2 separate regions of the Homo sapiens genome follow, and region 1 is linked to region 2. A link is a contact called in ENCODE Hi-C or POLR2A ChIA-PET data. All regions are on one chromosome and are shown on one strand. Each heading gives the region's core, a stretch centred on a gene start or an enhancer-like site at or near the end of the contact. The rest is flanking DNA. Distances are from core to core; before and after follow the strand shown.

What was found. Hi-C counts contacts between places; a loop is a spot of excess contacts on that map. ChIA-PET counts read pairs that join two places held with the same protein, here RNA polymerase II (POLR2A). Pooled maps may share reads with other maps.
Region 1: a loop to region 2 is called in a map of brain microvascular endothelial cell, with 4 times the contacts of the local background. The contact joins two enhancer-like sites. A Hi-C loop is called at or near these places in 4 of 168 maps with a recorded cell type or tissue (CD8-positive, alpha-beta T cell, brain microvascular endothelial cell, endothelial cell of hepatic sinusoid and 1 more) and 1 of 50 pooled maps. POLR2A ChIA-PET finds 5 or more read pairs at or near these places in 3 of 52 experiments (AG04449, WTC11 and activated T-cell).

What each region holds. Positions count from the first base shown.
Region 1 is chr16:500,485-505,070 of GRCh38, reverse strand. It overlaps RAB11FIP3 (RAB11 family interacting protein 3), which reads right to left. Exons shown (of 14, transcript NM_014700.4): 7 at 1,974-2,067. Among named protein-coding and RNA genes, the nearest start is that of LINC00235, 25 kb to the left of the region's middle. Within about 2 kb of position 2,715, at least 3 of the 41 ENCODE cell types and tissues checked have a DNase peak (open chromatin) inside an H3K27ac peak, as active enhancers do.
Region 2 is chr16:454,734-459,054 of GRCh38, reverse strand. The region is part of intron 1 of RAB11FIP3 (RAB11 family interacting protein 3); the gene reads right to left. Among named protein-coding and RNA genes, the nearest start is that of RAB11FIP3, 31 kb to the right of the region's middle. Within about 2 kb of position 1,659, at least 9 of the 41 ENCODE cell types and tissues checked have a DNase peak (open chromatin) inside an H3K27ac peak, as active enhancers do.

The sequences.
Region 1 (4,586 bases), core at 1,466-3,965, 45 kb before region 2:
GAAGGAGTGAAGGGAGCAGAGGAGGACTTGGCCTGGGTCAGCAGACTTGAGATGCTAGAGAAGTTGTAGGGAGGAGGTGGTGGGGATGCAAGAGGAGGTGAAGTACAGGAGGAGGTGAGGAGGTACAGGAGGAGGTGAGAGAGTACAGGAGGAGATGGGGGTATAGGAGGAGGTGGGGGAGCAGGAGGAGGTGAGGGGGTACAGGAGGTGAGGGGTGCAGGAGGAGGTAAGGGGGTACAGGAGATGAGGGGGTACAGGAGGTGAGGGGGGTACAGGAGGAGATGGGGGTGCAGGAGGAGGTGAGGAGGGTGCAGGAAGAGGTGAGGGGGTATAGGAGGAGGTGAGGGGGTATAGGAGGAGGTGAGGCGGTACAGGAGGAGGTGAGGGGGTACAGGAGGTAAGGGGGGTGCAGGAGGAGGTGAGGGGGTACAGGAGGAAGTGAAGGGTACAGGAAGAGGTGAGGGGGGTACAGGAGGAGGTGAGGGGGTACAGGAGGTGAGGGGTGCACAAGGAGGTGAGGGGGTACAGGAGGAGATGGGAGTGCAGGAGGAGGTGAGGGGGTACAGGAAGAGGTGAGGGGGGTACAGGAGGAGGTGAGGGGGTACAGGAGGTGAGGGGTGCACAAGGAGGTGAGGGGGTACAGGAGGAGATGGGAGTGCAGGAAGAGGTGAGGGGGGTACAGGAGGAGGTGAGGGGGTACAGGAGGTGAGGGGTGCACAAGGAGGTAAGGGGGTACAGGAGGAGATGGGAGTGCAGGAGGAGGTGAGGGGGTACAGGAGGAGGTGAGGGGGGTACAGGAGGAGGTGAGGGGGTACAGGAGGAGGTGAGGGGGTACAGGAGGAGGTGAGGGGGTACAGGAGGTGAGGGGGTGCACAAGGAGGTGAGGGGGTACAGGAGGAGATGGGAGTGCAAGAGGAGGTGAGGGGGTACAGGAGGAGGTGGGGGGGTACAGGAGGAGGTGAGGGGGTACAGGAGGTGAGGGGGTACACAAGGAGGTGAGGGGGTACAGGAGGAGGTGAGGGGGTACAGGAGGTAGTGAGGGGGTACAGGAGGTAGTGAGGGGGTACAGGAGGTGGTGAGGGGGTACAGGAGGTGGTGAGGGGGTACAGGAGGAGATGAGGGGTACAGGAGGAATTGAGGGGGTACAGGAGTAAGTGAAGGGGTCACAGAAGGTGAGGGGGTGCAGAAGGTGAGACGGAGTCTCCCTCTGTCGCCCAGGCTGGAGTGCAGTCGTGCAATCTCGGCTCACTGCAACCTCCACCTCCCAGGTTCAAGTGATTCTCCTGCCTCAGCCTCCCAAATAGCTGGGATTACAGTTGCCCGCCACCATGCGTGGCTAACTTTTGTATTTTTAGTAGAGACGGGTTTTCACTATGTTGGCCAGGCTGATCTCAAACTCCTGACCTCAAGTGATCTGCCCGCCTAGGCCTCCTAATGTGCTGGGATTCCAGGCGTGAGCCACCACATCTGGCTGAAAAGCGGGTCTTGACCACGGCAAGGCTGCCTTGCCCTGGCTGCTGTCACCCATTCCATTCAAGGCCCCAGGAGAAGCCCGTTCCTCAGGCTGTTGGCTCTGCAGTAACTGCAGGGCCAGCCCTTTTCTCCCAAATCATGGGTGCCCCAGGTCGCGTCTCCATGGGCCTGGTGGACTGAATGTCTGGGTGTCCCCCAGCCCGACTCAGACACAGTGGGGGTGGGATACCCGAGGGTGCTCACTCACTGCCCAGTCCACTCCTCCCAGCTGGCCCTTCGTGCACAACAGGAAGACTCCTTTTTCTCACATGGCCACGAGACCCCTTGGGGAAACCTGCCAAAGAGCATCGGGGCTGGATGGACAGTCTGGGGAGCCCTGGAGGACATGGGGTCACCTCCGGCTGTGCTGTCCCCACCTCCCGGGGTGTCTGCAGCGGCCCTTAGGCGTGGCTGTGTTCTAAATCCCCTACTTGCCACCTACCCAGCCCTCCAGGGCCTACCTTGTCAGCAATGTCCTCCTCTGGGCCCTCCATGAGCTCGGGGGAAGGGTCCTCCAGGGCCTCCATGGTCAGGGCCCCTGACTGGTGCAGGTACCTACAGAAAAGGCACAACAACAGAGGGAAGAAAGGGAAAAACCACAGGACATGCTCCGTCAGCACAAGCACTCCCAAGTCAATCTGAAAAGCAGGCAGCAGCATTGCAGGGGACAGGTCCTCCCCTGATCTGGGTGGTGGTCTTCTCCCACTTAAAGCACTATATACAGGGGGAGGTCCCAGGCTGGACATCTTTACCAGGGGCTGGGAGAAAGCAGGCCGTGCTCTGTGGTCTCAGAGTCTTCCTGGCGCTCTTTGGAACCTGACAGAACATGACCTCAGTCCCAGCCAGCGAGTGGCAGAGAGGACTTTGTACTTGGCTGCAATAAAACATGCCCTTCTTCGCAGAGACACGAACAATCTCGTCTCTACCAGAGGCCTGTGAGACATCAGCTCAGGACCTTGACCTGCAGACACCTCCCCTGTGCACATTCTTGATCTCAGACTTTCACAGGTGCTTTCTGTGGCAGGAAGAGTGAGGGTCCCAGGAAAGGTGTGGATCCCAGAAGTCTCACTCAGTGTCACCCTCACGGACACACTGGGAAACTGGTCCGACCGAGTCCAGGAAGACAGCAGACACACGTGTCCTCTGTGGCACCAGCTCCTGTGGACACGCCCCCAGCACCGCAGGCCATGCCAGTTACTACCCGGGCCAGGCTCGGGGACACAGCCTCATGGTCCTGAGTAGACGCAAAGGCCCATAGGCTGCGGCCTTGGGGCAGGAGCTTCTCCAGGGAGTGTGAACTTAGGCGCGCAGTAAGCGCGTGCTTGTGGTCACCACGTGGTCAGATTCGCTGTGGTGAATCTGTACCAACCCAAACTTGCCGGGAGTACAGAAAACTCTCAGAGCACTCGCACAGAAGAGCCAACAGCAAAGGTGCGTGTTCAGTTCTTTATACATCCTGGGAACCTCAGTACCAAGCCAGGCTCCAGGCTGACAGCCTGATGCTCAGAACTGCGTGACCGTTAAAAAGCACTGGCCCTCTCCGAGCTTCCTTGCCTATGAAATGGGGGGACCCTCTCCCAGCCTCCTTGCCTATGAAATGGGGGGACCCTCTCCCAGCCTCCTTGCCTATGAAATGGGGGGACACTCTCCCAGACTCCTTGCCTATAAAATGGGGGGACCATCTCCCAGCTTCCTTGCCTATGAAATGGGGGATCCTCTCCGAACTTCCTTGTCTGTGAAATGGGGGGACCCTCTCTGAACTTCCTTGCCTGTGAAATGGGGGGACCCTCTCCCAGCTTCCTTGCCTATGAAATGGGGGACCTTCTCCGAACTTGTCTGTGAAATGGGGGGACCCTCTCCCAGCTTCCCTGCCTATGAAATGGGGGGAGCCTCTCTGAACTTGTCTGTGAAATGGGGGGACCCTCTCCCAGCTTCCTTGCCTGTGAAATGGGGGGACCCTCTCCCAGCTTCCTTGCCTATGAAATGGGGGACCCTCTCCCAGCTTCCTTGCCTGTGAAATGGGGGACCCTCTCCGAGCTTCCTTGCCTATGAAATGGGGGGACCCTCTCCCAGCTTCCTTGCCTATGAAATGGGGGGATCCTCTCCGAGCTTCCTTGCCTATGAAATGGGGGGACCCTCTCCCAGCTTCCTTGCCTATGAAATGGGAGACCCTCTCCGAGCTTCCTTGCCTATGAAATGGGGGGACCCTCTCCGAGTTTCCTTGCCTATGAAATGGGGGGACCCTCTCCCAGCTTCCTTGCCTATGAAATGGGGGTCTAGAGGCAACTGAGGTTTAACCAAGGTCATGCATACAAACAGCTTGGCTAGGGACGTAGCAGAGTAAGAATTCCATAAAATGTTAATATTTTTCCACTGAAAATGTCTACCAAGTGTATGAAGTTCGATTTGCTTCTCAGTACGGACTGGGCTTGAACATTTCCATCTTTTTCCCCATAAACGCTCTGAGGAGACAAGCCCTGTGAACGTGCACCAGCTGGAACACACCGGTGCCCTTCTGGGGCTCTGGGGATTTCATCAGATTCTCAAAAGCTGCTGCTGATACAGATCATGTTCTTGGCCAGTCGCTGCTCTTAAACGCCCATGACCTTGCCCCCAAACATGAGCCACTCCAGGCATGAAGCTGCAACCCAGAGCCCATCCTGAGAGGCCACGACCTGTCAGCACTTCTGAGCTGTCCTAGAGGCGTAGGCACTTCTGGGGCTGACTCGGGGACACAGCCATCCCCAGGCACCCAGCGTGCAGCCACCACACGTGGCCACCAACGTGAGGCAGAGGGTCCTCAGCATGGGTCATGCGGCTGCTTATTTATTTACTTATTTAATTTTTTTTTTTTTTTTTTTTTTTTTTTTTGCGACAGAGTCTTGCACTGTCACCTGGGCTGGAGTGCAGTGGTGCAATCTCAGCTCACTGCAACCTCTGCCTTCCGGGTTCAAGCCATTCTCCTGCCTCAGCCTCCCAGGTAGCTGGGATTACAGGCACCTGCCACCATGCCCAGCTAACTTTTTGTATTGTTTTTTTTAGTAGAGATGGGGTTTCACTATGTTGGCCAGGCT
Region 2 (4,321 bases), core at 410-2,909:
TAATTTTTTAAAGAGCACTGCTTTTTAGACACATGTACTGAAATACTTAGAAATACCTCTAGAATCTGGGGTGAGGCACAGATGTCACCAGAGGCATGCCTGCACGTTGCTGTGACTGGGGATGGGTACCAGTGCACCATTTCACTACTCTCCACTTTCATATGGGTTTGAACTCTTCCATAATGAAAACTTCAAGAACAGCAAAAGAGAAAAAGAGAGCAAAGAAGAAAGAAGTGTGGGCCAGGGAGAAAGGAAAAAGGAGGCAGCATTCAGCCACAGAGGGGGCAGACTCCTGAAGAAAGCCCCTCTTGGGTGGCGGGCTGGACTGTGAAAATGCTCAGGGACAGGGAGAGGCAACAGGCTGGCAGGAGCCCTGGCTGTAGCCACATCCATTAACTGACAAAACCCTAGGGCCTCAGGCAGGTTACGGCAGATGAGCATCGGTGAACCCGAGGAAGGCCCCCCAGGCCCTGTGGGCATCGGTGAACCCGAGGAAGGCCCCCCAGGCCCTGTGGGCATCGGTGAACCCGAGGAAGGCCCCCCAGGCCCTGTGGGCATCGGTGAACCCGAGGAAGGCCCCCCAGGCCCTGTGGGCATCGGTGAACCCGAGGAAGGCCCCCCAGGCCCTGTGGGCATCGGTGAACCCGAGGAAGGCCCCCTAGGCCCTGTGGTGAAGTCCAGATGCCGGGGCTGCTACCAAGCAGCAAGCACAGAACCCTCAAGGGCAGCCCTGCTGGAGATGCCAGGACACAGCTGCTCTGTTTCAGGAAAAGGATGGGGGGTGTAGCACGTGGTCAGCAAGGCTATAGCATCGCCCAGGAGGCAATCCAGAGAGCCCGAAGCACACAGGGCACCAGAGCAAGGCCCGGGCCCCCGTGGCTGGCCCTCTCGCCACTGTCAGCCAACATGCCTCATAAAGTCAGGCTCAAACAGGGCCAGCCCCAGCTAAGGGACCCCACAGTGTGGAATTCCTGAGCCAGAGACTGAGTTTCCGCTTCCCCTTCACAACGGAAGAGGCCGGGGCCATCGCCCCAATCCTAGGGCTCTGTGTGCTAGCGTGACTCTAGCCTCGGAAGTCCATCATCAACCAACTTCCTGGAGACAACTGGAGTTTATAAAACATCTCCCCACTTATCTCACAAAAGTCCTCATTCCTAAGCTCATTCCTAAGAATGTGAGAGTCTTGCTGGGTACCTGAGAGTTACCTAATCCGGAGTCCAGACTGGCCAATCTGTCCTGAAGATTCCTAAGAATTTCCACACTGAAGCTACTAATTGAACACAAAGTACCAAGTTGTTTATTCTGAAACATTAACCAAATATTTTTTAAACAAATCATTAACTAGAATAGGCCCCTTTTACATGTTACCATGTTAGAATGAACAAGAGTGAATCAAAGTATACATTTTTAAAACTCCATTTTAATTATATTTTCTTTATAATCTGTAGAACAGATGGATTTCATGTAATTGATGATTTGGGGATAGTTCTAATTCTCCAAGTCCAAAATACTCAATTCAGAGGCTTTCAAAAAAAAAAAAAAAGGTGAAACTGTGAAAAATGAGACAGCCTGCCCTTCCCTGCAAAATCCAGTAGTGGCAGAAAACCGAGCCAAGAGACATAAACCAGAGTGGCCAAAGCCAGCCAGCACCGCTCCAGCAGACGGACAATAAGTTACAGAAACACCATGGTGGAGAATCCACTCAGTCACTGGCTCCAGGGTGACTGCAGTATGAAAAACTTACTGACAAATTGCATTGTTCCTACTATGGATGTAGAAACATGATCCACTAATCTGAAAGAAAGGAAAGCAGAACAAGTTCTCCCACCACAGTCAACTAGGATCCCAGAGACTCCTCCCAGGATTCTCGAATAACACACTGTATTATGGCTTCACAGCAAAGCACCTTTCAGAACGAGAAACCGCCTTTCTGCATCTTGTTGTTACTATCATACTTGAATTATACTGTTTTCAACAAAGCTTATCTTATCAGAAACCACAGCAATAATAAGCAAAATGTTCCTAGGAGTTCCCGAAGCTATCTGTAAACTTCACACTAGATCAGCACATGGGCCAGCGTGGGCAGGGAGAGAGGCGGCTCTGGAAGCCTGGCTATACAGTATCTCCCAATGGCACTGAAGCCTGCGGCTCACCTGCCGATGGCACGGACACTTCTTTCTAAAAGCAGACGCGAAGCAGCTAAACATATACACAAAGGGCTTTCCCTGCTGTTCCCAACAAGTGCTCGTTTTGTTTTGATTTGTTGTTGTTTTTTTGTTGGTTTTTTTGTTTGTTGTTGAGATGGAGTCTCACTCCGTCGCCCAGGATGGAGTGCAGTGGTGCGGCCTCAGCTCACTACAACCTCCGCCTTCTGGTTTGGATGATTCTCCTGCCTCAGCCTCCCAAGTAGTTGCGATTACAGCTACCTTCCACCATGCCCAATCAATTTTTTAGTATTTTTAGTAGAGACAGGGTTTCACCATGTTGGGCAGGCTGGTCTTGAACTCCTGACCCCAAGTGATCTGCCCACCTCGGCCTCCCAAATTGCTGGGATTACAGGCATGAGCCACCGTGCCCAGCCTTGTTTTTCTTTTTCTTTTTCTTTTTTTTTTTTTGAGACAGGGTCTCACTCTGTCACTCAGGCTAGGGTGCAGTGGCACAATCTCAACTCACTGCAACCTCTGCCTCCCAGGTTCAAGCGATTCTCCCACCTCAGCCTCCCAAGTAGCTGTGTGTGCCGCCACACCCGGCTCATTTTTGTATTTTTGGTAGAGACAATGTTTTGCCATGTTGCCCAGGCTGGTCTCGAACTCCTGACTTCAAGTGATCCGCCCACCTTGGCCTCCCAAAGTGCTGGAATTACAGGTGTGAGCCACTCAGCCCACCTTACAGATGGGGTTTCACCATGTTGGCCAGGCTGGTCTTGAACTCCTGACCTCAGGTGATCCATCCGCCTTGGCCTCCCAAAGTGCTGGGGTTACAGGTGTGAGCGAGCCACCGTGCCCGGCCTTAATTCTTGATACTAATATCTGTTGTCCTGCACTTGAGTGGGAATCTTTCTGGTTGGTTCATTTTAACAGAGATAACTGAAGTACTCTTAGAAATGAAAGGATGTTCAATAAAATATTTGAGATGCACTTAGTATAAAGCCTGAACCAAACTAAGGCCAGGCATAATGGCTCACACCTGGCTTTCCAGCATTTTGAAATGCCAAGGCGGATGGATCACTTGAGCCCAAGAGTTCCAGACTAGCCTGGGCAACATGGTGAAACCTCATCTCTACAAAAAATTCCAAAAAATTCGTCGGTCCACGTGCCAGTAGTTCCAGCTACTTGGAAGGCTGAGGTGGGAGGATTGCCTGAGCCTGGGAGGTTGAGGCTGCAGCGAGCCATGATTGCGTCACTGCATTCCACGTGGGCGACAGAGTGAGACCCTATCTCCCAAAAAACAACAACAACAACAAAAACAGTGACAGGGAGCACCTGCTCCAGTCATATCCGATCACCCACCCAAGAATGGACTGACCACTGCTGAGTGCTTGTGAGAGTGTGCGCGGTTCTCAATTCTTTTTTTTTTTTTTTTGAGACAGAGTCGCCTCTGTTACCCAGGCTGGAGTGCAGTGGTGTGATCTCAGCTCACTGCAGCCTCCACCTCCCGGGTTCAAGCAATTCTCCTGCCTCAGCCTCCTTTGTAGATGGCATGACAGGCACGTGCCACCACGCCCGGCTGATTTTTGTAGTAGAGACGGGGTTTCGCCATGTTGGCCAGGCTGGTCTTGAACTCCTGACCTCAGGTGATCCGCCCACCTTGGCCTCCCAAAGTGCTGGGATTACCGGCGTGAGCCATGGCGCCTGGCTGCGCAGTTCTCAATTCTTTGATCTGAGTGGTGATTTTTACATATCACTGTATAGAGAACAGACAAGAAAGCTTATTCTTCAATCTGGTGCATGTGGCCAAGAAAAAAAAAAAAAAGAAAGAAAGCCTAGTTTTTTTGTTTTTTTTTTTGAGACGGAGTTTCGCTCTGTCACCCAGGCTGGAGTGCAGTAGTGCAATCTCGGCTCACTGCAACCTCCACCTCCCGGGTTCAAGCAATTCTCGTGCCTCAGCCTCCCAAGTAACTGGGATTACAGGCACGTACCACCACGCCTCGCTAACTTTTGAATTTTTAGTAGAGACGTCGTTTTGCCATGTTAGCCAAGCTGGTCTGGAACTCCTGACCTCAGGTGATCTGCCTACTGCCTCAGCCTTCCAAAGTACTGGGATTACAGGTGTGAGCCACTGCGCCCGGCCAAGAAAGCCTGTTCTTATACGCTTGAATGAG